Regions from separate parts of the Mus musculus genome. Here region 1 is linked to region 2. A link is a loop called in an ENCODE intact Hi-C map of the cell type or tissue named here. Cell type or tissue: left cerebral cortex. All regions are shown on one strand. Links, peaks and the distances in the headings refer to the core of each region. The heading gives the core; the rest is flanking DNA.

What was found. Peaks named below come from ENCODE experiments on the same cell type or tissue, not always from the same donor. Only the 100,000 strongest peaks of a DNase experiment are listed, where the experiment ranks them.
Region 1: a loop joins it to region 2, with 3 times the contacts of the local background. A loop is called at or near these places in 2 of 42 quality-filtered maps.

What each region holds. Positions count from the first base shown.
Region 1 is chr15:88,026,563-88,041,681 of GRCm38, forward strand. No RefSeq gene overlaps it. Among named protein-coding and RNA genes, the nearest start is that of Gm35772, 37 kb to the right of the region's middle. In left cerebral cortex, for the core only: a CTCF peak has its summit at 7,348; a DNase peak (open chromatin) is centred at 10,295.
Region 2 is chr15:88,241,116-88,256,234 of GRCm38, forward strand. It overlaps 4930445N06Rik (a long non-coding RNA gene), which reads right to left. Exons shown (of 7, transcript XR_875554.1): 5 at 14,851-14,979. Among named protein-coding and RNA genes, the nearest start is that of Gm41376, 31 kb to the left of the region's middle. In left cerebral cortex, for the core only: a CTCF peak has its summit at 7,314 (motif pointing left); DNase peaks (open chromatin) are centred at 3,671, 4,580, 5,367, 6,572 and 1 more place.

The DNA of each region.
Region 1 (15,119 bases), core at 3,902-11,901, 210 kb before region 2:
CACAATTGAGAGATTGCCAAAAGACTGGACTTTTCTCTTTTTAAAAATTTTTTATTAGGTATTTTCTTCATTTACATTTCCAATGCTATCCCAAAAGTCCCCCATACCCTCCCCCACACTCCCCTACCCACCCACTCCCACTTTTTGGCCCTGTGCTTCTATGTGCATGTGTACATGTGTGTGCATGTTGCATGTGCATGTGTTTATGTACTGTATACAGAGCTAGGCCATTGCCTTTCACTATTCTTAGGCCTTCATATGCACAGGAAATGGGAGAAGCAATGAAAGCCCTGCATTCAAAGAAAAGCCTTGTAGAGGACAGGCCCGACGTGTCGGAGCTGTGGCTGGAACAGCCAGCATGCGTGTTCTGTCCAGGACGCTCTTGAGGACCGATCTGAAGATCTTGTCCCATTATTACCCTCACAGATCATGCTTAATCTTTTTGTGTATCATCCTCAATGAGCATTGATTTACAGATGGAAAACTGGGTTTTACCTGTGGTGGTTTATCTCAAGTGACAACCAGATGAGATCCAGAATCACCTCAGAGACAGGCCTTTGGGCACACCTGTGGAGGACTGTCTTGATTAGGTTCAATGAAGTCGAGAGATATGCTCACTGTATGTAGCATGAACGTGTATGTCTGTACTTCTTGGTCTAGATACAATGTCACCAGCTCTGCTTGGGCTCCTGCTTTTGTGTCTTCATGATGGCCTGTACCCTGTAACTCTAAGCCTAAATAAATAAATAAAAATAAATAGGCCTTCCCCTAGTTGAGTTGCATCTGTCAGGGTAATTTTATCAGAGCAATAGGAAAGCAACTAAGACAGTACTAATCTGAGAAACGGGTGCATGAGAGTAACAGGAGGGTAGACCAGGCTAGCTTAGACAAACACACTGGGAGAAGTCACTTAGAGACAAGGAGAAAATAAAAAGGATCCATGCAGAAAGTCAATTATGTTAACGTGTCCCTGCTATTGATTCTACATTCTAGGTCCCCGGGGGGACAAACCTAATTTCTGTACTACTAGTGGCTGAGATGACAGATGGAGGCATCAAGGTTCCTGGCAGTAAGGATTTAATTTTGAGAGAGATCTCTGTCAGGGAGACAGACATCTTAGACGTTCATGGGATTCCCCCTTCTTGCTTGTCTCCAAGGTCACCAGTGTTCCTGTCCCATGCTCACTCTCCAATCAGAGTCTGCTGGCTTGAAAGGTCATTTGGCCCCAAAAGTTCCAAGGAAGGTATTCCCAGCCTGTTCCTCCCAACCCACAGGAAGACAGTGTGGAGATCAGTCAGGACACCCCTCACCCTTGCACAGAGCTGGCTGTTGCCGGCCTGGTGTCCTGCAGCCTCTGGAGGCAGTTGGAGTGACAGCCACGTCCCTGCTGCTGTCTGAGATACAATTATGTAGAGAATGCATTTAATGCTCCACTGGGCAACTTGGTATAAAACAGTTTAATTTTTCACTGAAATCTAAATTTGCTCCCAGACTGTATATTTTTCTATCACATTAGATGATCAATCTGAGCAGAAATCCAATTTTAACTCCGTACCCTCTCTGCTATTGCTCCTTCCCACCCTCTTCCCTCAGATCTCTCTGCACCACTGGGAAAAAAAAGCCTTGTGAGGAGAAGCCCCACCTCTGGGCTATTCCAAGTGAAGGATGAGAAGCTGTAGGTGACTTCCGGATGCGTCTGGGACAAGGTGGCCCAGGCCTTCTCTCAGGCTACAGACTGATGGTGGTTCCCCACAGCTGGGAACCCTGACATGAAATGCCAGCACGTCTAGGCTATGCCCTGGATGTGCCTCTGATGTCAGGAGAGAGATCACATGACCCAAAGCAGTTAGGTGTATGTAATTGGTTCTCCTTCATTAAGCCCTGCTCTGGCCTGCCAGGTTTTGATGGACATGCCAGGTGAGAAAAGAGATGCCTTCATGTCCTTTCTTGTCTTGAGACGCTCCGGTCACAAGGGGACCTTCACTGAGTGGCATCAGTGGGGCACCTAGGGTACGAGGACCCTTGGTGTGTGGGGACCTCAGAGTGAATCAGCTCCGGCCTCCCTTCTCTTGAACACATGGCTGGATGGATTGGGAACCTTTGGGAATGAATAGCAGTCTTATCTTTCAGCAAAGTGTCATGGCACAGCGCCACTGGAAGGTTTGGTCCGTTCATGGTCCCTTCCCATCTCCAAGTCTGAAGAATAGCAGCTCCTGTCTCAGTTTCTCTTGTCTCCTAAGGGATTATTAGTGGGTGGCCAGAGGGCACCTCTGTGGGGGTACCCAGAACCCACATACCACATGGTAAATACTTTTTGTTTTGTCGTACCCCCGCCCCATAAATGTTGCTTATTGTCTCATACCAGTGCATAATGTATCCTCATGCCTTGTGTCCCTGGGATGAGAACCTAGAACTTCACATGTGGGAAGGGTAGACATTGTGGTCAAGAGGCAGGTCAGAGAACTAGGTAGGGCCCTGTTGCATTTTGGTCTGGGTTGGCTGCATCTGTCTGGGCATGTGGCTGGTCTATAATGAAGAGAAGTTGCTCCCTTCTTCCTTCTGTCACTGTTATAAACCACCATGACCAACAGTGATTTGAGGAGGGAAGGACTTATTTCATGTTACAACTTCCAACCCATCAGGAAGAGAAGTTGGGACAGGAACTCAGGCAGGAACCTAGCAACCGGAACTGAAGCAGAGGCCATATAGGAGCACTGTTCGCTAGCTTGCTCCCCATGGCTTGCTCAGCATGCTATCTGATACAATCCAAGGCCACCTGTCCAGAGGTGGCACTGCACTCAGTGGCCTGGGATCTCCCATATCAATCCTGCATCAGGACTCCACCCCCCACCCCCAGACTTGCCTACAGTCCACTTTCTTAATTGATATTTCCTCTGTCTAGGTAACCCTAGCTTCTATTAGGCTGACAAGCATACTTCTATCAAACTAACCAGCATACTTCATCGAAGCCCCGAGAGAAGAAGAAATGGAGGTCAAGGGTGAGGCCATGGTGAATTCTCTGCCAGCAGCCATGGTGTGATGGTTTGAATATACTTGACCCATGGAAAGTGACACTATTAGGAGGTGTGGATATATATATACATACACATATATGCATGCTCAAGTCTGCCCAGTGGAATCAGAGCCTCTTCCTGACTGCCTGCAGAAGACAATCCCTGTCCCCATCCCACTCTCTAAACTGTGCTGTCAGAGAGAGGACAATATGCCAGCTATCCTCACATAAGAAGAGCCTGATTACCTCAGTTTCCCCAGCATTAGGTGGTCCTGGCTGTGGCTGTCCCATATTTCTCTGAAAAGAGGAAACAGGAGCTAGACTCATCAGGGTGCATCTATGAGAACACGGTCCTGAAGAAGTAGCCAAAGTCACTTGGAATATGTATGCGACTTGGGTAGGGGGCACCTTTATAGGAAGTATGACACCAACACTCCCTCCCAGCATGGAGTAGAGAAAACAGAGTGGAGTGAGGAAACAAGGCAGCCATGTTGTCTCTATGAGTCTATTTGTGAGCAGGCCATGGGGACTGCCACCATGGCAGAAGGAATGGCTCCATCTAGTGCAGGCTCTCACTCTCTAAGGCCTGGCCTGTATACGGGATTCTCCCTGGGTTAAGGGATAACATAACAAAGATGCCCACCCTGAGTGTGCCCACCACAAGAGGTGCCCTGAGACAGCAGTATCCCAGCCTACACCACACATCTCAAACCTGAACTGATGGAGCAGAGCCAAACTGGCTGCTGGCCACACCCCAGCATGCTACCCTAGGTCGTGCACACTCAGGGGGATTACAGGAAGCAGTGAGAAGGCAGGTGCTTGGGCGGGCCAGAAATAACTTTACAGTGGGTGCTGTCGGCTATGAGGCTGCGTGTATAGGGGAGGGTGAAACAAGAAGAAAAGAAAACGCTGGAAGGGATCCACAGGAACTCCAGAGCACAGCCCTCAATAGCGCCTCACACCACCAGGAGCCACCAGGGCACCGGGCAAGAGGAATGGAAAGGAGAAGATACTGAAGAGACGTGTTGCTCCATGTGGATAGCTTTTCCAAGTCTGAACTGGAACCTCAAACACTGTCAATAGCTCTCATTCCAGGGAGAGGAAGAGACATGTTGTGATAAACGTGGCAGAATCCACTTGGCAGGAATGCTATGGCAGGGAGAAAATGTCACCACATAGTAAAAAAGGACCCAAATTAACATGTGAAACTAAGGGAAGGAAAAAAATTCCTCAGATCACGAGAGAAGGGGCTGAGGTTGGGGCTCAGGGCATGGAGTGCCTGCCTGGTGAGCAGGGTTCGCTGGGTTCTCCCCGAGCATCACATAAGCTTGGTGCAGTTGCACGCACCTGCCAGCGCTCTGGAGATGGAAGCAGGATCAAGTTCATCCTCATCTACATAACGAGTTCAAAGCCAGCCTAGGCTGCAGGAGACTCTGTCGCAGGAGAAAAAAACATGTCATGTGAGAAGCAAGATCAAAAGTCATGGCAAACAGGGCTTGCAGAAGAGGACCCCTGTTCAGTCATAGGTGTTATCTGCAGATCGCTGGAAAATGAGGGACCCTGGTGTTATCCTCAAGAGATCAGACACCATCCCCTGTAGGATAGAACTCAGTTTAGGGGGGATTCTGGAGGACTCTTGACATCGCGTGGAGTTCAAAATTGATGACAAGTGTTTTGAGGTGTCTCTCCTGGAAACACAGCTGCCCAGTGCCCAGCGAAAACTTTGTGCACAGGCATGGCAGACCCTGCAGCAGCATGCCTGACAGGTGGACCGTGCCAATGTCCGCAGTAAGAGGAATGCAAAGCCTGGTTCACGGGGCTCAGATTCAAAAGTAAAGAGTTGGGGGAGGGGAAAGGAAGGACAGATTTCCTAATGGAAAGAATACTGAAGACATTTCCAAATCATGAGCAGCCCATAGCAGAGTCTACCAAGGAGGTAAACAGGAAGGATGTATGTGCCTGTGTGTTCTCTGTGTGGAGTTTGGTGTGTGTGTGTGTGTGTGTGTGTGTGTGTGTGTGTGTGTGTGTGTGCTGTATTATGGTCCCTGGTGTGCATGTGACAGCTGTGGCTTCCATAAAGTGCATTGTGTGTGGTATATGAGGAGACTGTTTTATGTGTGGTACGTACATTGTACAGCATATGGGGTACCTGTGTTTCTCCCCCCCTACCCCGTGTGTGTGTGTCTCTGTGTGTGTGTCTGTGTGTGTGTGTCTGTGTTGGTTTGTGGAGTTTGTGATCGCTATAGTGTATGTGTCATTTCATGTTTGGGGAAAACGTACCCACAATTTCTAGCAGGAAAGATAGCGAGGAAGATTGGTAGATTTGCACAGGGTGTGGCAGGGCAATATCCCAGGAGCAGGTCCATAGAGAGAAGAGTGAACACTGTGGAGTTATAGAGACTCCCACTGTGGTCATTACATGCCCATCACAGCACCCACATGCACACTGCTTACTGATTCAGGGTCTGTTCCTTGGGGGCTCACACTGCTGAGTTTCTCAAGTGCCTAGCACCAAATACTGACATTCTGCTGAGAAGTGCCCTGGCTACCTTCTGCCCCTGCAGTGGCTTCAGTCAGGGCTCTGGTTCTTTTTTGTACATTTGCATGGGCATCCTTAAAGTTTACCAGCATAGCTTCTGTAAGCTTCTCGTCACGGGTTCAATGCTCAGATCCTTCCTGCAGCTGCTAACCCTACCCAGGCTCTGAGTTGGCATAAATCTAGGGTTGTGATAACTGTGAAGAGCCGAATGGGGGTCTGAATGCCAGAAGAGGCTACTGATACCTGCCAGGTTTCCTGTAGGACATATTCAGAAGGTTCTTGAGGGTTATGGGTTCTGAACAGGACCAGGACCTTTCCTGATTGGTGAAGTTTTCTGTTGTGTCATGGTTGGGTGACTTTTCTGTTGTGTCATGGTTGGGTGACTTTTTTGACCACCTTACATAAGAAGCTGCCACTCGCTGAGTTCATCATTCTGATGCCTCCTGCAGCTACGTCTCCAAGGCCGTGGAGTCCTCCTTGATGTTCTGGGAGCACCAAAAGCTGCGGGGAGCACGTGAGGATGATACAAAGAAGAAAATTACAAGGAAAAAAATAATTGAAAGGCAGGTCATAGGAGCCCAAGAAATAGAAAGGAGGCTTTCCATGAACTGCTGCTTGACGTGGAGCCTACAGCTGTGCGTGCCGTGAGCCACGCAGGCTCCTCTTTAAGCCTCTGGAAAGCAGTAGCTCAGCCGTGTCTTGAGCCTGATTCTGTCTACGGTGGGGGGCGGGGGCGTGTGGCTCAGGCAGCTGGAGGAAGAGTCTGGGGCTAGGTATGCTCCACATGCAAAGGGAATCAGAGTGGGGATCTAGAAGATAGCCTTGTCTGAGACCACAGGACAGCTGGCAGGAAGGTACAGCCCCGTGAGACTGCGCTTGAGCATCACAGTGATCTGGAACGATGAGGCTTAAAAATGGTGAAAGTCGATCTCCCTCTGAGAAGAGGAGAGCAAGTTCTGGCCCAACACACACACACACACACACACACACACACACACACACACACACACTACACACCACTTGGAAATGGATCAAATCCCAGAAGGAACACTTTGAAATGCAAAGCACACTCAGTCAGTCTTGTGCTCCATGTGACTTCCCCAGTGCTGGGTTATTTTCTCACTGCTTTGACGAAACGCCGAAGGAGAAACCACTTAAGAGAGGAAGACTCTGTTCTGGTTCAAGTTTGGCACATCAGGGAAAGCAGCCTTTGCTGCGTCCTTACCTCCTTGTTTCACAGACTAGGGTGCAGAGGGCATGAGATGCTAGCTTTCCTCTTCCTCTTCCTCCTCCTCCTCTTTCTCCTTCTCTTCCTCCTTTCTCATCTTCATCCTCCTCTTTATCTTCATCCTTGTCCACCTCCTCCTCTTCCTCCTCCTCCTCTTCCTCCTCCTCCTCTTCTTCCTCCTTCCTTCATCCTTGTCCTCCTCCACCTATTCTGCTTCCTTCTCTTCCTTTTCCTCTTCCTCCTTGTCCTCCTCCTTCTCTCTCTTTTGCATCTCCTATTAAATTAGTCAGAGACCTCAGTCTGTAGGATGCTGCTGCCCACAGAGTCAGGGAGGGTCTTCCCTCCTCAGTTAAACCTCTATGAAAACACTCTCAGATCCACCCTGATATACATTTCCATTGCGATTCTAAAGCCAGTTACATTGACGTTAACATCACACCACCCAAGGGAATGTCCTTGTTTTAATTTACACAACATTCTTTGTCCTGTGTCCCATTCAGGGGACCATTGGTTGCAATTGTCCCAGAACCACTCACTATCTGCGCATGCCATAGTTCCATCTGATGAGGGCAGTGTGGAGTCGAGGATGTGGTCTTTGAGGACAGGGCATCTTCCCAATTCCCACACCAGTCATCACTGTCAGATTCAGAAGTCCCTTGTTCTGAGACTGCTGTCTTCTCTAAGATGCAGACTGAAATGTCAGTATGCCACCTGGTGTCCTTACCAACTCACACTAGCTTCAGGGCTTTCCTTTAGGGCTGTTAGTATAAGCTCAACACCAGAAATGTGACCTTCACCTCCTGGATCCACAGGTCTGCATCACTCACAAGTCTTGCCCTAGTTCCTCCCAAGCCCATCCCTGCATTTCCCAGGTCCAGCAAAATCATGATATCCCAGAGAAGGCAGGACATTGTACAACTCACCTAGCCCCTCAACTCTACTACAATTGCCTGCCATGGCTGCCATAGAGGCTACTGAGAATATTAGATCAAACAGTGTCAGATTATCCTTTGGTCCTTCCACACTGTGGCTCCAACACTCTGTCCCTGTCCCTATGAGTCCCTGAAGTGGCCCTTGCATCCTTTAGATATTTATGGGAGTGAGGTCGTTCTACCTCAGGGTCTTGGGTCCCCCAGAGTCATATCTGTGTGACAGAGAAGCTGGTGTGCCTTGTCTGTTCCTCTGGACCCTTGTTTTGCTTTGCCTGTTACATGGTAAACCAAGGTAGACATGGATGTATGCTGACAAGCCCATAAGGAAAGACCCTAAGAGGTTAAAACACCATCTCTTTTTCCTGTGCTCTACCCTGCCAGGCTCTGAGTTTTTCTAGTAAAGATTCCAGGAGTGAGTACAAGCCAGCAAAGCCCTCTGTGTGGTGACTGTGATACAGCCCATGCCACTTGCTTGTGAGTCTTTTTATTAGCATCTGGTGACAATTCAGAGCTTGCCAGTCCATAGCAGGGACCTTCCCTGACTCTCTGAAACCTTTGCTTGCAGCCTAAAGGTGCAGTGGGAGATGGCCTGGAAGTCCCAGCTGACACTCAGCACACACCAACCCACTTTGCACAACTTCTCCATATCCCCAATGGCCCTGATCACTGCAGACCTTCACAGAGCCCCCTCCTGTCTGTAGACCTGAAACTAGTTCCTCGAGTATCGTAGCCAGAAGATCAGACCCAGGTCTGCCAGTGCAATTCTCTGTAGCTGTCCCCAACTCCTGACACTTCAGATTGCTCCTAGGCAAGGACCACTCTACTGGGCTCTCCTAGCTGCAGTTCTTCAGCCTCAGGATTTAAACGAGACCTACCAGCCCAGACTTGATGAACCAAACCCAACCAAATCCTACTCAGTTCCCCCAAGCCCTCCAGTAGCCCGTAACATCGTGCTGCTGCGAAGTACTCACCCAGCAATTTCTATCTGCCCATCAACTGATCGATCGATTCTTTCCTAGAAGTCCTGGAACTTCCAGGTCTCCCCTCCACCCTCTGACAGCTCCTCCTTCAAGAAATATTTGAATTTTAAATAAATATTTGCATGCACGGGACAGCTGCCTTTGAAGAAAACCCGTGTGTCCCCTTGCAAGACAGACACCCTCGCTTCTCTGCAAGATGAATAATGTTCCCTAAACATATCTGCCGTGTAGATCCTGATTTTCATACATCATGTTCCCCGGGAGCGTGGCTTTAAGATAAGTAGACACTCCTTATGTCTCCTTGCAGATAGCGTTTGGAGAAGGAAATACATCTTCTGAGAAAGAGGAACAATTCATAAAGACCGGGATGAGGCCTCTGAGCACTTCTTCCTCCTGTGACCTGGGGCGGACCTTGCAGGACCGAGTTCCTCAGCTGGGATCTGGGGCTCCGCAGCACGGGAATTCAACCCAGCATGCTGTTTCCTGCCTGCTGGACTTTTAGAAGTTAAGCTTCATGGGAAACCCATAATGCTTCCTTCATCTTGACAAGCAGAACACAGTGAGGCCTCAAGCCTGCCATTTCATCAGATAGACAAGGAGGATTAGCTCTGTCCTTGAGTATCTATATAAAGCTGACCACATGAACCCGGACTGTATGTCCTTGTGAAGAGTCCTCTGCCATCCTGGTGGGGACCTGCACAGAGAATAACCAGAGATGCCCCACGCCAAGCAAATCTCAAATACAGGAAGCTTCCTGGAGCTTCGACTCAGTTTCCCCACCTGTAAGATAAAGGTGGGTTCCCCCCGCCCCCCCCTTTTTTTTTTTACAAAGATCTCATTTGGCTCAGGCTACCCTCTAAACGACTTTGTTAGCCAAGGTTGATCCTCTTGCCTCTACCTCCCCCAAGGGCTGAGATTTTAACCATGTACCACCACACCGGTTCGTATAGTGCCATGGGTTTGTGTAGGCTAGGCAAGTGCTCTGGTAACTGAGCCGTACCCCTAGCCCACACTCCCTGACTGTCATCTGTGACACCATGAGAATTTCCCACCAGGTAGGCTCAGTTCACCAGCACAGTGATCTCCCTTACATTTCACGGAGCAGCATCCGGGTCTCCAGCTGAGGCAAGGCCCTGCTTATGATGATCTCAGAATCCACAATGTAAACCCATTTGACATTGGAACGCTTGCGGTGGAAAGATTCTTCTCACGGGGAGAGACTCCGCGCAGACCTGCCCTCGCAACTTCCCCATGACAGATGGAACCCCTGGCAAGAAAGCTGCATCTCCCCACCCAAGGACTGTGTGGTAATTAATAACCAGCTGAGGAAACTTGATTGCTGCTCGTGGGTCTGAAAATGGATAAACAACCATCATTGCCAGAAAGGCTGGGCTGTATTCATCACCATTACAGAGAGTAATTCCGCCTGTGCGCGTTAATCAATCACTGTTCTCGCTGGGGCTTGGGCCGGGCCAGTCCCTGAGAGTGGACAGCCGTCACCAGCTCACAGGCCGGAGTCCAAGCATGATAGATTGCAGCTGCCGAGGCTCCAATCTGGATGGGATTGTTGGGGAGCAGGCTGGCTGCACCAAGCAGATATCCCAGTACAAATTATGCAAACGAAGGCGGTCTTCTCTGTGCCTCTCACAGGATAGGAGAGCAAAATTAGCATGCTGACAAGTGAGAATGGAGACCTCCCTCAGAGGCCCAGGTGTGGCAGAGGAGGGCTGGGCAGTGGGGGCAAATGTCACCAACAAAGCTTCTATTTAAGGATGCTGTGCCGGTCTCCATGGTGACTAAGACCCAGAGGATGTAAGGATGTGTTTTCTTTTGTTTAAATATTTATTTTTGTTTTTTGTTTTTTTTATTTATGCGCTCATTCATGCCTGCGTGAGTATTGTGTTGTGTCTGTGCGTGTATGACACATGTGTGAGGGTGCCCATGGAAGACAGAAGAGAGCACAGGTGCCCTTCAGCTGGACTTAAAAGCAGTTGCAGCTGCCTAATGTGGGTACTGGGAACAAGTCTTGGATCTTCTGTAAGAACAGCAAGTGCTCTTAACTGTTGAGCCATCTCTCTAGCCCTGGTATGTTCTTAATTAAAATAACGACATGCCTCATGCACAGAAGAGCACTTTTACATAGAGAGGCGCAGATTCGCTGGGACAGATGGTATTCTTTTAGCAAGGCGGGGGACAGGTGAGGGGAACCAGGCCCAGGACGCCTACAGGTTTTTAAAGTTTGAACGTAAGGATCACGAGCCAAGGACAGTTTGGCCTGTCACCTCTGGTTCCTGCCCTGCATCTTGTCTGCTCAGCAACCTCACCTGCATCTTAATATCTTGTGCGATAAATGCTATCCCTCTTTCTAGCACCCCAAGGCATCAGGGTTGAATGTCTGTGTCCACATGACCAAAGCTTCCTCCTTGTCCCCTCTGTCAAGACCATCAGCCTGGTGTGGCCTGACATCCTGAACTGCCTGTCAGTAGAGAGTCCCATGATAACATGCTCCTTCGTCCGGGGCCAGGACACCACACCATGGATCCCTGAATGCCTGTGCACGTTATACTCTTGCCTTTGCCGGCCCTTGGGGCTTTACAAGGAGATCATCAGATCCAAAAGGAATATGCCACAGTCAGCTGACAGACTCATTCAACTCCAGCTTCTTAAGGCACTGTCAATGTCTCAGCCTGGCTCTGATACCCAACTGGACAAGGACATGTGCACACCAGAGCCTCTCCATCTAGTACTGATAGCACTGCCCAGCATCTTCTATTTTCTGCTTGGAATCACCAGGCTCTGCTCATCCCATCCACTCTGGACTAGAGCTTCCTGTGTGAAGATCCCATGAGTCTCTCTACTAAGAGCACTGATGTTCCATCCAAGCTGCTGATGTCAGTCTTGCTTGGCTCTCATCAAGCCCCCAATGCCCCACTGGCCCTGCCTTGCCTTGTCCACTGTGATGTGTCCAACGTTGTGGGGTGATGCTGATGTCTCTGATGGTGGGAACAAGACACAGAGGATCAGACATGGTATGTAGTCTTCCACTTATACCCTATCTCCAACCCTCATGTCCCACCCCCTGAGCCCCAGCTTTGGGGCACAACTTCACCAGAGCCTAGAGTATAAAACAACAACCAGGGAATATAATCGAGTCCTGAAAGTAAGAGACAGAAGGAAGGGAAATGAAAACAACACAGTCTCTCACTTGTGCTCAGAGAAAATCATTTAAATGGGGGGTGGGGGCGGGACAGACGAGCCTCAAAACCACAGGAGACACGGGAACGGGAGAGGCAGATATCAGACAAGAAAGCATGAGAGGCAGAGAGGGCATCTGGGGTCTCAGTGCTCGGTCATAGACAACAGATCTGATGTGGGGACCTGAGCCTAGGAAGGCCAGCACTCAGGCCAGCTGGGATTCCATTCCTGATCTGCTAGGGATGAAACTCACTGAACAGGTTGACTTGCTGGTGGCTGAGGCCCCAGACTCCATTACTATGGGCAAGACTGCACGTTCAACCACCTGAGTCCTCTTGAAGTTTCCTGGAGACTCCAGACTGGGCGCTTATGAGGAGTGCCTCTCTAGAGTGAAAGACCCAGGGGAGGGGAGCAGCTGGGGCTAGAGAGCCGAGCTCAAGCCGGGCAATGCCCAATCTAGCCAACAACATGCTGACCTAAATGGTGACCAAGGAGCCATGTGGATGTGGACAGAAGTGAGTGATGTTTAAGGGGGCACTGGTGGGGGAGAAGCAGGAACAACAAAAACCCAAGGGCCTCCTTTGTGGTGTGCCTGTGTTAAAGAGCTGTTGTCACTGTGTGTGAGAGAGGAAGCATGTGCATTTGAGCTATATACACAGAGTGACCTGGCAGAGCTATGCATCAAGATTAACCAGCTCCGTTCAGTGTGTCCTGGCTGAGCCAACGGTCCCCCTATTCCATCCTATATCTTCCTGGTGGGGGGTAGACAACCCCATACCCCAGAATCCTGACAGGAATGACACCAAGCATCATCATCCACTCTACAAGCTGCCTTCTCAACCGCCCCGGGCTCCCTTAAAGGCTCCCATCTAGCTGGACTGATACCCTGATGTGTCCCACCGCAACCCCATGTGTACCCTGTTCAGCACACAGTAGCTGCCAGAGCACAGAACTGGCCCCTGCTCACTATTTCCAGCAATTAACCCTCCAGCTTTCACACTGCGCAGATGGCCAGTTAGAAGTCCCCCTCAGAGGCCATGGGAGTGAATGTGACTACAGCCAGGGCAAGCAACTCTATCAAGGTCACACAGTCTGCTGGACCCTAGCTTACTGGTCCATAAAGAACTACCACATGAAAACCCAAGAAAGGCCCAGGCTAGCTCAGCCTGCCTGCCTGCCAAGCCAGGCTGCTAGAGTTTGAGACACCTGGTGGCCATCAGCACTGCCCTTGTCCTGTATTCCCATCTCCCTTGATGAGGCTCATTCTGGCATCTTCCAGCTTGGCAAAGCCCTGCTCATCAGGGTGGCTCCCGCTCAGCTTTAGCTTGTCCAAGAAGATTCTCCAACCACAGACACAACCAATCTACAACCTGATGAGCCAGGCCCTGGAGGGGCTGCAGGTGTTTCCTGCTCTGAAAGAGTACCTCACAAAGGGCCACAGGAGGCTCACCCTCTCCTGTTACATGTGAGTAAACTATCCACACATACAAGCACCACACAAATGCATGCATACATACACAGGTGTGTGTCTACACATGTGCATCCCCACTCTCTCTCTCTCTCTCTCCTGCCCAGGTGAAGCTCACCACAACACTCCACCACTGTCAGCAGCACATGCTTGCTGTCCATTGATTGGCTGTGGTCAGAAAATTGACTAGATGAGGGCTTGCTAAGCAGGCTTCCGCAGTAAAACAGGGGATGGCAGCTTGGATATCAGCAAAGCAGCATACAGTTTCAGCAACTGATGTAATTATTTGTATGGTCATTTATTTGAAACCTGCATCATTCCCTGAGCCAGATGCCCAGGGCGCTCCTAAGTGTAACCAAACTTTAAAACGTCCCCTGAATTGCTTCCAGTGAGATATTGAACCCAAGGCCTGATTTCAACATCGTTTAGTTGTGCTTCTCATGGAGGTGCTCATGAAACTATAAGAGATCCCAGCAAGAGGTTCCTTGTCCCTCTAGCCCATAAGATAAGACAAAGTCCTACACAAAACATTGCTACTAATAAACATGGCGATGGTGACCTGTGTCTCCACAGACTGTGTGCTGTCATTTTGGTGTGACAGATCTTGGCGATTTCAATGCCTGTGTAAGTTTTTTAGCCACTCCACAGGTGAGATCTAGACTAACTCAAGAAATCCCAACCCTACAAGCTCCACCTTCAGTGCCCTGGGTCTTTATTCCACCCAAGGGCTTCTCTCTCACGCTGAGGATCTGGCCAGAGTGAAGCCTCCTTGGATGGCTCCTTCGTCTCTCCAACATAGAGGTCCCAGGGCTACCTGCCTACATGTCCAGAGGTGTAGGGTTATGGGGTCCCACACCTGCTCCACCACAGGGATCAGCCCTTCAGTGAGGCAGGGCGCAGGAACACTTACCCCTTGCCGTTGCCCCACAGGTTTCCTGCTATAGAGAAGCCCCAGGACACCGCTCTGGGGGTGGGGAAGCACAGTCTGAGGTGTGGGACTGCTGGAGCTGGCTCTGGGTTCCCGGGGCCTGCAAGGAGGCCTGGGGCCATCTGGTTCTCAGGCTCTTGGACACCCAGGCACAGCTAGGAGCTGTGGAAGAGCTGAGAATGGAGTGGGGGCCTGACAGCTGGATCTAGCCTGGGGCCAAGGGGGAGAGAGGGGTCTGGCTTGTCCCTCAGGGAGAGTCCTCGGCTTGTTGTCAGTTGGCTTGAACTTGGGCTTGGCTTGGTGGTGTTCGTGGCTGGGCTAGGAGCGCAGAGAAGCATTCAACTGGAGGTTAGATGGGGGCTCTCTAGGCGAAAGCCGTCTCCATGACTCTCCACAGGGGATCCCTTTGAAAAGAAGCAGTCCATGGTTTTAAGGCATTTACTGTCATGGCAAAAAGTGGATGAATAAAACTGTACCTCACTTCTCAGAGTGGTCCTGAGGTTAAATACCTTTTGCAGGGAGGAGTGTCTGGGAAGGAAAGCTTATTGGCTAAGTCCTCCAGGCCTTAGGTACCTTAATTGCATGGAGATCTGTCTTGAGCCTATGTGACCATAGGTCTTGTGCTCTGCAAGTGGCTTGGGGCGTTGCCCTTATATGTGACTGAAGGACACAAATCTATGGGGAGCTGCGGCTAGTGACAAGGGCCTGGTGCCCGGAAACCAGGTGAAGTGCTATTGTCCCTCAGGATCACCAAAGTTTTGAGCCTTTGAGAGTTGTTCAACCGGGAACAAGGCTACTTTTCACGGTCCCACGCAGTGGTACCATGGCATTTTTAT
Region 2 (15,119 bases), core at 2,618-10,617:
AACTGTCCACATCTAAACAGAAAATTCACGAGAATAACAGACTCTGATCCCAAGAAATAGCTCTGGAAGATAAGAAACTATTCATAGCACCTGTCTAGAATATCCCTAGTGACCACCTCCAGAAAGCACGGTTTCCATAGTGCCTAGAGTTACCATCTCCCTAGCCAGTGTCTCTTCCAAGAAGTTACAGCTACAGCTCTGGCTCTACAGGACAGCAAAGGAACCACATAAATATCAAGGTGACCCCATGCACCTGCCCTGGGGGGATGGAACCACAGAACCAGACACACAGATGAGCAGGGTAGTGGACATAAGTCTCAGACTGACATCCTCCAGGGTGTGCAGGAAATTTTGGTATCTTATTAATGACTCCGCCGACTCTTATTGCTCTGGATTCTGCAGACAAATAAATAATTGATTAATTATAAAATAAAAGTCAATTTCCCCCCCCCAACCACTGCCCAAGGTGTCCATAGGGTACTAAGACAAACACAGGGAAATGCTTGAGGTCTCTGATAGCACCCGAGGAAGGGACATAGGGACTCATGATGACAAGGACCTGAGATGAAGCCAAGGGGATAGGGCCATAAGCAGTAGAACAGTCACCAAGCCCCAAGTGTCTCAGGACAGACCTGGGTGTGACCTTCCCCCTGAGGCTGACCAGCTATTAAACTTTGCCTATAGCTGGAGCTTATTAAAATTTCAGGACTACTGGTCTACTTCGAGCTGTGTTGCTTCTATTTTTAATGTCTTCAGCTTATCAAACCTGCATAAGGCAATGTGCTCACTGTTAAAGGTCTCTGTCTTCTAGCAATTTGTAATTTTTTTCCTGTTAATTTCACAGCCATGGATGGAGAGTGGTCAGGAGTCAGTGAAAATAAATGAACTTCAAATTACCTGTCTCTGTAGTCAGAGGAAGAGAGCTGGGCTCAGATAGGGGGTATGCAGTACCAGGAGAGCCTTCCTGACATATTTCCTTTGTAGGGTTAAAGACTGAGCAAGAGTCCTATACAAAGAGAGCTTTAATCCCATTTCAATGGGACTGGGTGCTTCCTCTGCCCAGATCTCTCCCTGAAGCTAGCTCAGGCAGGGAATGAATTAGAGTAGTGTTCAGTCATGTGGGTAAGAATACCAGCTAGCCAGGCCTTTCTAGAGCAGTATGACCTCCTAACATGGATGCTCTTCCTTGAAGACCATTCAGAAGGCTCCGCAGGAGCACTGGGTGTGAGTCAGTGACCTGAAGACTCTGTAACTCAGTGACAGCTGAGCCTCTGTTGGCCCTGGAATCTCCAAACCTGATGAGAAATCAAATAAGTAAGGGAAAAAAGTGTCCAGAAACTTCCAGACTGCCCATGCCAATACAGAAAAACAGATGAGGAGATGGTATCAAGATCCTGAAGTTCTAGGGAAAGCATACACTGGCAAGTATCAGGCATGTAGCATGCAAAGAAAGGGAGCATGGCTTCTGTAAGGTGACTTAAGTAGACTCTGAGACAAGATTGGAAGAGAATCCCATGCCATAATATAATATGGGGATTGGGAAAGAAAGAGATCGTGCATATGTGTTAATCACACTCCTATCAGGTAGACTTACACACTTATGGAAGCTGAGAAGTCCCAGTACATCATTTCAGCTACAAAACCAGGAGAGCCTGTGGTATGTGAGCTTGAGAGTCAAGGCAGAATAACAGGGGATGTTTCTCCTAGAATTTGAAGCACAAAATACAAGGAGTGCCAAGGGCAGGACAGCCCAGCCCCGGGACTAAGGCAGAGTTCTGTTCAGATCCTAGGCAACTTGGATGGTACCCTTTATTCCAGTTGATGGAAATACTGCTTCACACTCAGAAACTGGTTTGCCAACCATCTGAGTTCCTAGGATCCAATCAAGGTAACACATGACAGGCAGAGTTATCTCTGGGAGCCCAGCCTAAGAATTGATGACATTCTGTAAAATCCATTCTAACATATTTGCTTTAACATGTTTCTGTCCAGCTCAGGTTGTCTTGATTCAGTTGATTTAAAGGAACTCTAACTCTACAATATCAGGACTGTGCACATTCCATCCCCTGCCATTTTATAGGATCTGGAGTCCACCCTACTGTGGGCAATATTGCATCACATTAACCTCTACTGTCCTTACTACCCACTTCTGTTCTGAAGCTCTACTCAAGGGCAGAAGTGCATCCCCTTGGCTGAAACATTATGGTCCAGAGAACAAGCTCTACCACACCTAACTGGGAGGTATATAGAGTCCGTGTGCAAATCTGGGACAGGACAGTCTCCATCAGGGCCAAGGGCAGTTGTCCCTGGTGGTCCTAGACTCAGCATCCATGGAAGATCAGGCTACAACAGAGCAGTAGAAGGGAGTAAGACTGGCTCTAGTAGCCAGATCCTCCAGGACATGATCAGCTCTAGGGTCAAGGGCCTTTGGGGGTTGCCACCAAAGAAATGTGCAGTTGCAGGCATGGAGAAGGAGGGAAGGAAGAGAGGAGAGGAGAGGGAGAAGGGAGGTAAGATGGAGACAGGGAAATAAAAAGAAGAGGAGGAATAAATAGGGGGAAATGGGGAAAGGACAGAGGAGAAGAGGGTGAAGAGGGAGGAAGGAGGAAGAGATAAAGGAGATGCAAGGAGAAGGGCCACACACTTGGCTTTTGCCTATACTCATCAGCCAGACAGTTTTCTCTCCAATTTTCCAGATGCCACCCTATTCAGATATATGAGCCCGCTTCACAAGGAGTCAGTGCCCCTCACTATGATTGACCTCTTGGCCATCTGGGCTCCTGGTCTGGATTCCATTCAGTGGCCAGCATTGAGCCATAGAGCCTCACTCTGCAACACGAGATAATCTTCAGGACACTGCTTGGTGGTTTGGGTGGCTTTGCTCTGGGGACTCCCTGGAATCAGGCACCCTGGTATGAGCTGTGTGCTGATGATGACCAGGAAGTCCCCAAGAAATTCATCTGCATGAAGGAGGAAGATGGACTGACCAGCAGGAAGACTTACAGTGCAACCCAGCTGGCAACCCTAGACCATCCAGGGAAGCTCTGGGAAGATGGTGTCTTCTTATCCATGGCTGGGATTCCTGGGAGGGCTAGACCTTAGCCAGGCAAATTAAGCAGCTGAGTAATTAATTCACAGAGAGACAGACACTGCCTGTATTCTCTGTGGTTGGAGGTGAGGCAGGGAAGGGGAACCCTGGTGGCTACTCTTGAGTGTAAACTGGATGAAATTTAGAGTCACTATGGAAACAAACTCTCAAAGCATGCCTGTGAGAGAATTTCTAGAGTAAGTAGGGGTAGGAAAACACATCCCAAATATGGTCAGCATCATCCCTAGTTGGGGTCCTCATAAGAAGGAAAAAGTGAGCTAAGCACCAATATTCTTCCCTCAGCGTCCTGGCTGCATACTGACCAGCTGCCTCACGCTCCTGCTAACCCTTCCCCACCAAGACAGACTGAAGCCTTCAGCTTCCAGCCAAAATAAACTATTCCTTACGTTACTTACATCAGATACTCTGCCCTAGCAACAAGGCATGTTAATAACACAGTAGGCGTACGAGAGACAGCCAGCATGGGACAAAGTGTTCCCATCATGGATGTCTGTGGTACCAGGTCCTGCGTTCAGTCTGTTCCCCTGCCTGTGCCTTGCTAAGCATGCCTCACTGAGCTATTGCAATCTAAATGTGTCTCGCGGACACTAACAACTGCAGACATATGGACACAGACCGAAGCGCCCACGCACGCACGCAGACATTGATGGTAGAACCCAGGCATAATGACACTGACAACAGCACCCAGACACAGGGACCCTGGCAGCGGCGACCAGATACTAATGACAGAACTCAGGCACCTAGACATAGACAGCAGCAACCAGACACTGACAGCAGTACCCAGACACACAGACACTGGCAGAAGCACCCAGTCACACTGACACAAATGACAGCTCCCAGACACACTGACAGACAACAGCACCCAAACACACAGGCACTGATTACAGCACCCAGACACTCCAGGGAAATTTGAGCAGTCGACATGAGCCGTCACCATCCCGAGGGAGGGTCCATTCCCTGACCCCTCTCACGGCTGCTATAGCCTCCAACCACTTCACAGCTGAATGGAGCAGAGCCTTGCCTACAAGATCACACTATCCAAGCCCAGGGACGCTCATCCATCCTTTTTCTCAGAGCCTCGGGACAGGTTCTACAAAATCACAGGGGGCAAGATAATGTTGCAGAGAATACCCTCAAGGTACTGAAAAGGACCCTAGCCAAGGATGGCTGGTGCAGAGAGGCCCTAGAATTCCGATGATCATCCTAGTCTGGCATCTAGGTGAACAGACACAGGAGACAGATCTCCCCTGGGGTCATTATCCATAGTGTATCAGCTCCATGGAGGACAGAGCCACCGCCCCTAGGTACAGAGGACTTTTTCAGAAGCTCCGCCCACACCGGTATCCTTGAGAGGCCTGGGCTCCGGTTCTGCTACTGTAAAGTGAGGACAGCGTCTCTTTCTCCCACAGTTGTTTTGAGAATGAACCAGGGAACAGGGGAGAGCCCACTGGCACAAAGAAGGCCCACACGTGTTTATTTTAAGAGTCAGAGCAGAGCGCTTTACCTCAATAGACAGCGACCGACGCCACCATGGGCCTGCTCACGTGACTCTAATACCCCCACAGGCAGAGCCAGGCTCGGAACCGGACTGGGCTGGAATTAGTGATCCTGTCACACCCGAGAGCTCTATTTCTGGAAGGAAATGCAGGAGATTGAGAGTGACTCTTTGCAGATTGAACACTGCTCTTTCCTCAGAACCCAGATGGGTGGGAGGGGCTCTGTCCAGCAGGGGCTGCAGGTGGCTAGCTCTCTAGGAGGGAGGGGACGCTCGCTGGTGGGGGTTGTCTGGACGCGAAGGGAATGAGGAAGGTGAGTCCTGACCCACAGTGAAGAGGCCTCTGGAGGCGTGGTGGTCCCCAGGGGATGTCACTCTTGCAGACAATTAGGAAGGAGTCAGGCCAGGCGAAACAAGCAATTAATTACTAGGCTGGGAGAAGTAAGTCTCAGAGCAAACAAGCAAGATGTCACAGTCTCATTGGGAGGCACAAAGCGATGAGCAGCGCAATGGGATGGACAGGGGCAGGGGCGGGGACAGGGGAGCAGAGGCCATGAGCATGAATTACATGTCAGGAACAGTGCCCCACCAGCAAGGCAAGAGAGGCGAGTGGGAACAGAAAGAAACCAGTGGTTTAGCCTTCCACTGTGACCTGAGCTCGGTCCTAGGAAGCAAGGAGGAGGGAGAAGGGAAGGAGGAGACATGGTTTTGGCAAGAAGAGGTTGTTACGGGGTTTCAGTGGGGATGTCTGCCGCCAAAGAGAGTGTATATGAACCCACACATGTACTCACATGTGGGCACAGAGCCAACCATGTACCACCTGTGGGAACACACACAGGTAGTCACCTGCGAGTCTGTACACATAATCATACACTCGCATGTGTCCACATGCATAACTGCACACCCACATGTGATATTAAAAAGAGAAACATGCACCGTATTTGTGCATACACAAGTACGTACCCACATGTGGGAGTGCACAGAAGCATGTACCCACATGTGTATACATGCATGTACCCGTGTCTGTATACATGTAAACATGCATTCCTGTGTATTCCTCACAGCATGCATCTATGTGTATACACACACAGGCATGCATTCACATGTGCCCCAACACATATACAAACATACCTCTGTATTTATCCATACATACCAACACATATACCTGTCTATTTAGACATACCCATTCATAAGTACACTCCTATCTAAACTGCCAAATTAACCTGACAGAGGAAGGTAGAGAGATAGATTTGGGGTGGAATTCTTAAAGTAATGAACACCTCAGGAGGAAACAGGTGACCACAGCTATAAGACCTGTGCCAAGGGAGGAGACTTTAGAAATAGAAACCAAACTTCGAAGAGTGTTGTGTGCAAGATGGGAGATAGAAAGTGACTGGGGTATAAGCCAGGTCCCTCTTGTCAGGTGGGTGGGGCAGTGGCTGGATGGTCTCAGCAGCTGATGCTGAGGTAGGCTGAAGAGAGCAAGGCCAGGTGAAGGGATACACAGATGCTCATGGCCCCTACAGGAGCAGCTAGGAGAGGCTACCCTGGTTGCAGGTGTGCCCCAGGATGGGCAGAATCTTTCTAGTTAGCCCACTCCCAGAGGTAAGGGAGAGGCAAGAACCCAAAGTGAGGAAGATGGTGATGCCTTCCAGGATGGGCCTAAGGGTGTGGCTTTCCCAGGGGAGTTGGCAGAAGGTGTGAGAGAGAGAGAGCACTAAAGGAGAGGTGTCCAAATGACAAGCAAGTGGCTTGAGGGAAACTGAGGCCTAGAGTTTGAGTACCACCCACTGCTGGGATACAATAGGCCTTCATGGGCCCTCATGATCCTCTCAGGTCCTAGTGCTTGGATGCTCTTAATCCTTGTGAAAACCTTCCCTGTGGCCTCCCTCACGTCATAGAGACTTTACAGCATGAACGAAGATGGAAACATGGTCACCACCCACGCCCACGCCCACGCCCACCCTCTGTAAACTGTGAGGCACAAACACTTCCCTTCCTGAAGACTCCTGGAAGCTGGGATGCACAGCAGACCTCTGAGCCAGCGCCTTGCTCACCCCTGAGAGCCACCTCAAGACCATACTCAGCAGCCGCAGCCGCAGCCATAGCCATAGCAGGCCTACCAACAGTGTGGCTCCCCAGATTGAAGGCTACAGGAGGCAGCACAGGCAAGACCGGGGGACCCTATAACCCAGCCTCACTGTACATGTGGATCCATGGTCTGTCTCCCAGGAGGAGGCCAGCCCGGAGAGCCCAGGGTCAGCTTCCTCCTGTCCCTCCGCTACAAGATCCACCTGTTGTATACCAGCAATTCCAAACCCGCTTTTTGCCTGTGGCTGCTCAGAGACCAGAGTCCTCAGCCTGGTCTTGCTGTGTGACCTGCCTGTCTTCCTCAATTCTCCTTGCTCCTCCAAGCAGAGCGTGTGTAGGAGGCAGGCCAAGGTCTTCAAGTGCTACCCAGGGTTCCAACCAGCCAGCTCCCCGTGAGGGGAGAGTGTGCAGCCCAGAGGAACCCAGCCACGCTTGCAAAAGGCCCTCACAACCATTGGCATGTCTTTTTACTACCCCCAAGCCCAGGACTTCCAGCGACTTCCAGAAAACGAAATCTGACAGCATCGGGGAGCTGCCAGCTCTTGATTCCAGCCTGCTGCTGCTACGGTAGCTTAAATTGCCAGGCTCTGCGAGAACTGTCCAACAGCGCCCCCTGGTGTCCACTCTCACCTCTGCTTCTGTGACCTGCCAGCCCTGGGTAGAGCTGTGGAAAACTTTGCCCTGGACAGACCTGAACAACCATGAGGTGGATTGTTTTTCACACAGGTCCAGTAGGTTTGTTGCCAACCATGCTGTGAGAAGCAAACATTCTCCGCTGACCCAGCTACGCCTTTTGGGTTTTATCCGAGTTCAATCTGGGAGTTCCCAACCTAGAGCAGGAGACTTGGGATGGGCACAATCTACTGTGAATGCAAGCTGCTGAAGGCACTGGCCAAGCGCAGACCAGGCTGTGGGGGCCACCGTAATCTATGGTGGGTGAGTCATGGGCCTCTAGGCATGGAAGTCAGGAAAGAATTGTGGAGAAGGTAGGGGGCAGCGAGGGCTGAGAAAGAGAATCGGTCTGACAGGATGGAGACATATAATAAGCTCTGAGAGTGGCTGCCTCTTTACCATGTGACCGTGGCAAATTGGATGGTGGCTTAGGGTTTTGCTATGCCTTGGGAGTGGAGTTTGGCTTCAGAGGATAAGCCACCACAGACAGTCCTGGGAAGCAGGCCTGGGTTCAAGTGAACCCAACAGAATGGCCCTTGGTATTGAAGTTGTTATCTTTGACAAGGAGGTTCACTGTAGGATGACTACAGACCATGGTCAGTTTCTCCCACAGACCAGCCCAGTGAAGACTGGGGATAAATTTTAGGGAAAAGTCACAAGCTTAAGTAGGAGGAGAACGTCTTCATTAGGATTTCTATGGCTGCCACGAAACACCATGACCAAAAAGCAAGTTGGGGAGGAAAGGTGTTTATTTGGTTTACACTTCGAGATCACAGTCCATCGTTGGAGGAAGTCAGGACAGGAACGCAAGCAAGGCTGGAACCTGGAGGCAGGAGCTGGTGTAGAGGCCATGGAAGAGCACTGCTAACTCATGGCTTGCTCGGCCTGCTCTCTTATAGAACCCAGGACCATCAGCCCAGTTATGATCCCACCCATAATGGGCTGGGCCCTCCTCCATTGATCACTAATTGAGAAAATGCTTTACAACTGGATCTCATGGAGGCACTTCCTCAACTGAGGCTCCTTCCTCTCTGGTGACCGTAGCCTGCATCAAGCTGACACACAAAATCAGCCAGTGCAGAGGGGAAAGACAAGAAGGAAGAAGCAGCAGAAAGAAGGGAAGAGGATGGAAGCCAGGAGGATGTGGGAGGCGCCCTGGTGGAAGCAGCTGCATTTGGGATAACTGGGAAAGTGGCATGAGATCTGGGAGGTAAGCTAACTGGTCCACTTTAGGAGTCTAGTGTGGGAGAAGTGCCAGATCATAGTGTCTCCCTCCCGTAGATAAGGAAGGACTTCTCAGGCCCTGTAGAGCCTACATCATTGCCAGAGAGGGTCAGTTTGGGTTTTTTTCTTTTTAAAAAATAACTATTTATTTATCCTTCTCTCATATATTATATCTCAACCCCACAGCTTCCCCTCCATCCTCTCCTCCTAGTCCCTCCCCATTCTCCCAGATCCACTCCGCCTCTGTTTCCCTTCCTAAAAAGAGCAGACCTCACAGGGATATCAACCAAACGTGGCGCAACAAGTTACAATAAGAGTAGGCAGCTCCCCTCACATCAGGGCTGGACAAGGCAACCCAGTAGGAATAAAATGATCCAAAAAGCAGGCAAAAGAGTCAGAGAAACTTCCCTCTGACACCCTCGGAGAAGCAGCTGTGAAGTCCTACTAAGCATCACACTAAGAAAAGCTGCTGCCAAGTCTTACTAAGCACCGCACTATGAGAAGCCGATGTGAAGTCCTACTAAGCCCCAGAGTCATTGATGGTGAGGTGTGGTTGTCTTTTTCTACGTTTGCCCATGGCTCTCCAATGAGGTGACAACATGGAGACATTGAGGGTGGATCATTAGAGGCTCAGTCCAAAGTGTGTGCACTGTCTTTTAATCCACAAGGATGCCAAAATAAAATGGCCGTGGTGAAAATCTTCCTGACAGCAGCCATGCTGATTTCTCCCCATCAGGGTGCTCCTGTGCCCCTCCAGGAGATATATTCACTCCATCCAGCTGCTTGCCATAGCTCCAACAGCTGGCCCCAGGGACTCTGCTGCCTACCCCTCCTTGTCACCTCTGGATGTACAATCCACCATGACTTCTCAACCTGTGCACAAGGGACTCATGGTATGGTCACCACCAGTCTGGCTCTCACTCGCCACAGCCCAGATCACCCGGCTTTGGCTCTGCACAGAGTATTTAATAAATGTTTAATAGCAACAATAAAAGAGCGACTTGGCAAGACTGAAGATTTTTGTTCAGGGACTTGGGACCATGCTCTGGGTCAGTAGTAAAACGCACTTTGGCAGACGTAGAGGAGAGGCTGGGGCCACTGGATGCTGTTCAGAGCCCTCTTTGGGGAAACCACAGAGACGCCGAATAACCACTGTCATGCCCTTCCCAGGAAAGCCTCATCCTTCCAGGACCCAAGGACTCATTTGGGGCTGCCCCGTACCCCACATTCCTGACTATGGAAGAGGGTGTTTCATACAAAATGGTTACAGACGTTATACAAGAGACACGATGCAGTGAGACTCCTAGTTACCAGGCTCAGTGGACATGCCTGGACATTGTAGATTAGTAGACAGTGTATACATTTCAAAGCTCGGTCCTGCGATCCCAGACTAGGGGAAGAGGAAAGAGTGTGAAAGCATCTATCAGACATGCAGTAGACTGCACCAGAGGGCTGGGCCTGAACAGGGATGGGATTAGGGCTTTTTCTAGAGAAGGACTGTATCCTATATCCAGTTCAAACACAACAGATGGTGCTCCAACCAGGAAGGAGATGATAGAGCTGGAGATGAGGTCTAGCAACCCAAAATCAAATGAGATTTATATTTAAAGGTGACATTGGCAAAGAACAGTCATACGGTATGTGTGCGAACAGAGGATGAGACTAGAGACGGGATCAGAAGATCAGACACATCCGGCCACATTTCAACAGAGGAAAGCAAGTTGGGCACGGTGTCTCACATTGATGACCCTGGCATTTGGGAAGCAGAAGCAAGTTTAAGGACAGCTTGCCCTGTACACTACGTTTCAGAACTGTGTAAGCTTCAGAGGGAGGGTGGCCATGTTTCAAAAGAACAACACGACAAGCAAACCCAAGGAGAAAACAAGAGAGACAGGTGATAGTTGAATGAATAATGAAATATGCTTCTTTGAGTGGAGAATCTGCAGGTGGGAGCCGGAGAACAGGTCGAGAACCTGTGGCTTCCAGTGGAATGCCTAAGTGAGGTTAGAGCAGAGGTGCAGAAGTGCCCACTTGTGGATGCAGAAACCAAACACTGATAAGAGAGGAAAGGAAGATGGCCTGCTATGCTTTTCACAGAAATTCCCAGATAGCAGGGCCAGAGGGGCAGCTTCCGTGATGTAGGAAGGGAGGACCACATTCAGAAACCCCAGACCCAGCCTAAGAAGACGTCCACGCGAGACAGAACCTGCAGATGCTCATCATATGTGTCCAGAACATGACCCTGGAGGCTGGGTAAGTACAAAGAAAGGCGGCTCACGTGGGCTCTCGAGGTTAGGAAGCCCAACACAGGTTGTTTCTATAATATCTCATCCAGCTCCTAAAATTCAGGAGTCCTTTGAGAAAGAAACTAAGCCATTCCCCCAAAAGACTGAACCCCAGAGCCTCCGGGGCTCAGCTCCTCTTACTTAAGCCCGTCCTTCACCTAGTCCATTGGAGGAAGAGAGCCCTGGGTGCTCACTGACAGACCTCAACAGCTTCCACCCACTCAGAGCCATTTACCAGAAGGAAACATTCTGCCAAGGGCACTAGCATAGACAAAAGGTGCTCCCCCTGAGGCCTCAAGGACCCACACTCCACAGAGCCATCCTGTGAGTCTGCCTCACATACACACACAGACACACACACACACACACACACACACACACACACACACACACACACACACAAACCAAATTCATAACCACACGCAGAGTTCCAATTCTCTATCCTCTCCCTTTTTTTGTAAATGCTAACACCATATATATTCCATACTTTGCTGTTTTTTGCTTAAAGTTCAGCACTGAGATATTTCTATGTCATATATAAAAAGCTTCTAGCAATGTTCACCAGCTGTGGGGTTCAGTCGCATGAATGCTCTGTAATTTATATAATCAGCTGCTATTGGTGGACATTTGGGTCATTTCTGGCAATTAACGTTTACTAACCATGCTGAGATGAACAGCCTGGCTCCTGTAGCATGTCTTATATGTGAGTCTAGCGGTAGCCTCAATAAATACAGGTGCAATCGCAAGCCAAATGGAAATTCTAATAATGACCAGAGAGAGTGGGTGTTTTAAAACATCTCAGCAGATTCTAGAAGGTTGGGGGTAGATGTAGGAAGAAGAGGAAATGTCAGTAAATTGTCATTCCTGCGACTAAAGTTGTGTAAGGGGTGAGGGGATGCAAGCTCTCGAGGGTTGCACACACTGGAATGAAAGGGTGGATGCTGTAGAGAGGAGGCGTTAGCATGTTGTTCACATAACAGTAATAATTCTGTAATATTCAGGGCTGGAGAGATGGCTCAGTAGTTAAGAGCACTGACTGTTCTTGCAAAAGACCCAAGTTCAGTTCCCGGAAGCCATGTAGGATGGTTCAGAACCACCAGTTCCAGGGGATCTGGTGCAGTGGTACACTTATGGCCTCTGTATGCATTTGCATCTCTGCACACTTGCACACACACACACACACACACACACACACACACAAAGAGTAGCCTAAAGAATTAGTTTCTAAACAATAAACCTCAGTGTTCTAATGAGTCATCTAACTGTTGGGAATGTGGTAAATACAATGATTGACAGGCATATCAAACAAAGGAGACAGTGGAATCCCGTACTCGCATCTGCACACGACCCTGTAAAATCCACCACCACCACCCACACACACACAAAGAGTGTGACTTTTAGTCTCTGTGGAAAGCAAATCCAGCCTGAATGGAGCCGAAGAAACAAGGGCAAAACGAGCTTCTAAGAGTGGAGAGGATGAGAGGCTTGGGGAACATGAGAACCATGGGATGAGGGAGGACAGGCTGATAGGAACATTATACAGCAGAGAAGCACTTCCTGCTTGAAAGCAAATTAGCAGGAGCTGGTAAGATGGCTCTGCCAGGAAAGTCCTTGCCATGTAAGTGTTAGGGTCTGCATCCAAGCCCTAGCACCCATGGGAAACAGCTAAGTGTGCTTCTGGTCTCAGCACTGGGGAAATGGAGACAGAGGGATGCCCGGGGCTCCCTGTCCAGGCTGTAGCCTACTTGATGAGCAGTAGGGCAGTACAAGAACTTGTATCTAAAAGTAAGGTAATGCCTAGTGAGAAAAGACACTTGCAGTCAACTTCTAGCCTACAAACAGACAGACAGACACACACACACACACACACACACACACACACACACACACACACACACATGCAAACAAAGTTAATTAACAAAGTAACTATAAAGTTATGATTGCAATGATGACAGGCATGCAGGGGACAGGCATGGACAAAGTGAAGCAGATGCTGAGAAATTGTGTTGCGAGATGTATATCAAACGGATGGGGCAGGATAGCAATGGCCCCAGACAGGCCACTCCCCTGGCACTGGATGGGGCCTCCTACTCACTCTTTCAGGAAGTTCAGAGTCAGTGACAGCTGCCTGGATAAAATCTCATTATCACCCTGTGACAACAGATCTCCTCCCCAGGCTCCTCTGAGAATCGCGTGGTCCCGGAATGCTCTTAGTATGTGGTGAATGAGTGATTCTCACAGCAAAAGCTGTGAGCAACTGGGGAACTCCCAGAAGCTGGGCCTGTGACAAGACCTCTCCAGAGGCTCCATGACAAGGGTGATGTGAGTGATGAAGACCACAATAGATGGGGTGCACAAAGGAGTGTCATCAAACGTCATTAAGTCAACTCAGAGCACACAGCCACCCTTCCCACTAGATGTCGAGAACCCGGCTGGTGAAAGTCTTCAGAAAGAAGCAACTGGCCAGTTCCCAGGGAGTGTTTGCAAATGCCAATTATATGCTCATCTGAGAATAAAACCTTCTTGTAACAACTTAAAGTCAACTCTGAGGGCTGGAGAGATGCTTCAGATGTTAAGAGCACTGGCTACTCTTGCAGACAACCTGGGTTCAATTCCCAGCACCCACATGGTGGCTCCCAACCATCTGTAACTCCAGTTCCAGGAGACCTGATGGCCTCTTCTGGCCTCTTCTGGCCTCTGAGGACACCAAACTCACATGTAGTGCCCAGATGGACAGAATGCAGGAAAACACCCATATGCATAAAATAAAACACATTTTAAAAATTCGAAGTGGGAAACTCTACTAGCCAACATGACCTGGTAACAAAACGGTAAAAATCAGAATTAGTATGGCGAGAAGCACAAGGTGGATTGAATACTTGAGAAGTAAATCATATATCCTTGATGCCTTGAATCAAAGAGTTAATCAAGAAAGAAACGATAACTGTGCTAGAGAACTCTGGAAAGGAGGGCACTTCACAGCAAAGTGAGCTGGGTACCGGGGACCTTGCCACATTTCCTGATTTAGAGGGGAACCAGAAATGAAGGGGGTTGGCGTCAGGCTGAACACGTTGTGAACACGGCAATGTGAGCTCCAGGAATAAGAACTGTGCATTTAATAAACATGAAATCCAGAAAAGATAAAGTGTACACAAACAAACAAAAACCCAGAATGCAAGGCTTAATCCAAACTCAATTCTTTGAAGTTGAGTCTTTGTGAGTTAATTACAGGACGGAGAAGAAGGAGAGATGGAAGGAGGTGGAGAAAGACACTGGGGGAGTAGGGAGTCAGGACTAAGAGTGAGCACATGAAAAAAAGAAGATTATGATAACTAAGTGGAAATTGTATATCTAATTCCATGGAGGCATATTTATAAGCTTAGGAAAACAGACACTTCCTTAAAAATGAAAAATTAAAAATATCACATATGTCCCAGGGACCAGTGAAGTGGCTCAGCAGGTGAAGGTGTTTGTCACAACCTAGGCAACCATGTTTGATCCCTAGAACCCACAAGAAGGTAGAAGAGGGGACTGACTACACAGAATAGTCCTCTGACCTTCATATAAAGCAATAGCATGCAAGATCCCATGTAAGTATTAGTTGATTAATTGTTTCGAAATAATATGTCCCCAGAAATGGAAACCTGACTTGCCCGATTACTATAAGAACATTAAAGGTCTCATCAGCCATTGAAAAAGATCACCAAGATTAGATAAATTCAAAGAGAATGTCATGTAATCTTTAAGGGAATAACAGATTGATCTATGTCATTTAAAAATAGTCCAGGACTTAGAAAGCACTTAACAATACCCTCCTTTGATTTTTTTTTTTGTGACTATAAGCTTGAAAATAAAACTGAAAAGAAAATACAATAAAATTATTTAAACCATCCAAATCATTCATGAATAGAGATTCAAAATTCTATTTGAAATTAATGTCAATCGATTTATCAAAAGTAGCCCTAATAACTTACTATGATCAAACACGGCTCGGAAGTGAATCACTTCTGGACCTCCAGGTCTCATTAGTATGGAATAACTGACGGCTGACTCAGGACACTGTCCTCATCAAAGTCTGATGATCGAAGCACAACTTGAATCTACTGTAACCGAAAGCAAGAACTCCAAGTCAGAATAATCCAAACGCACAGAATAAAGGTCTTCCCTTCGAAGACAACCACCCACCAGGGCTGTCACATCAGCAGGGAGGGAAAGGCACTTGGAGGATCTAGGGGGTCATAGC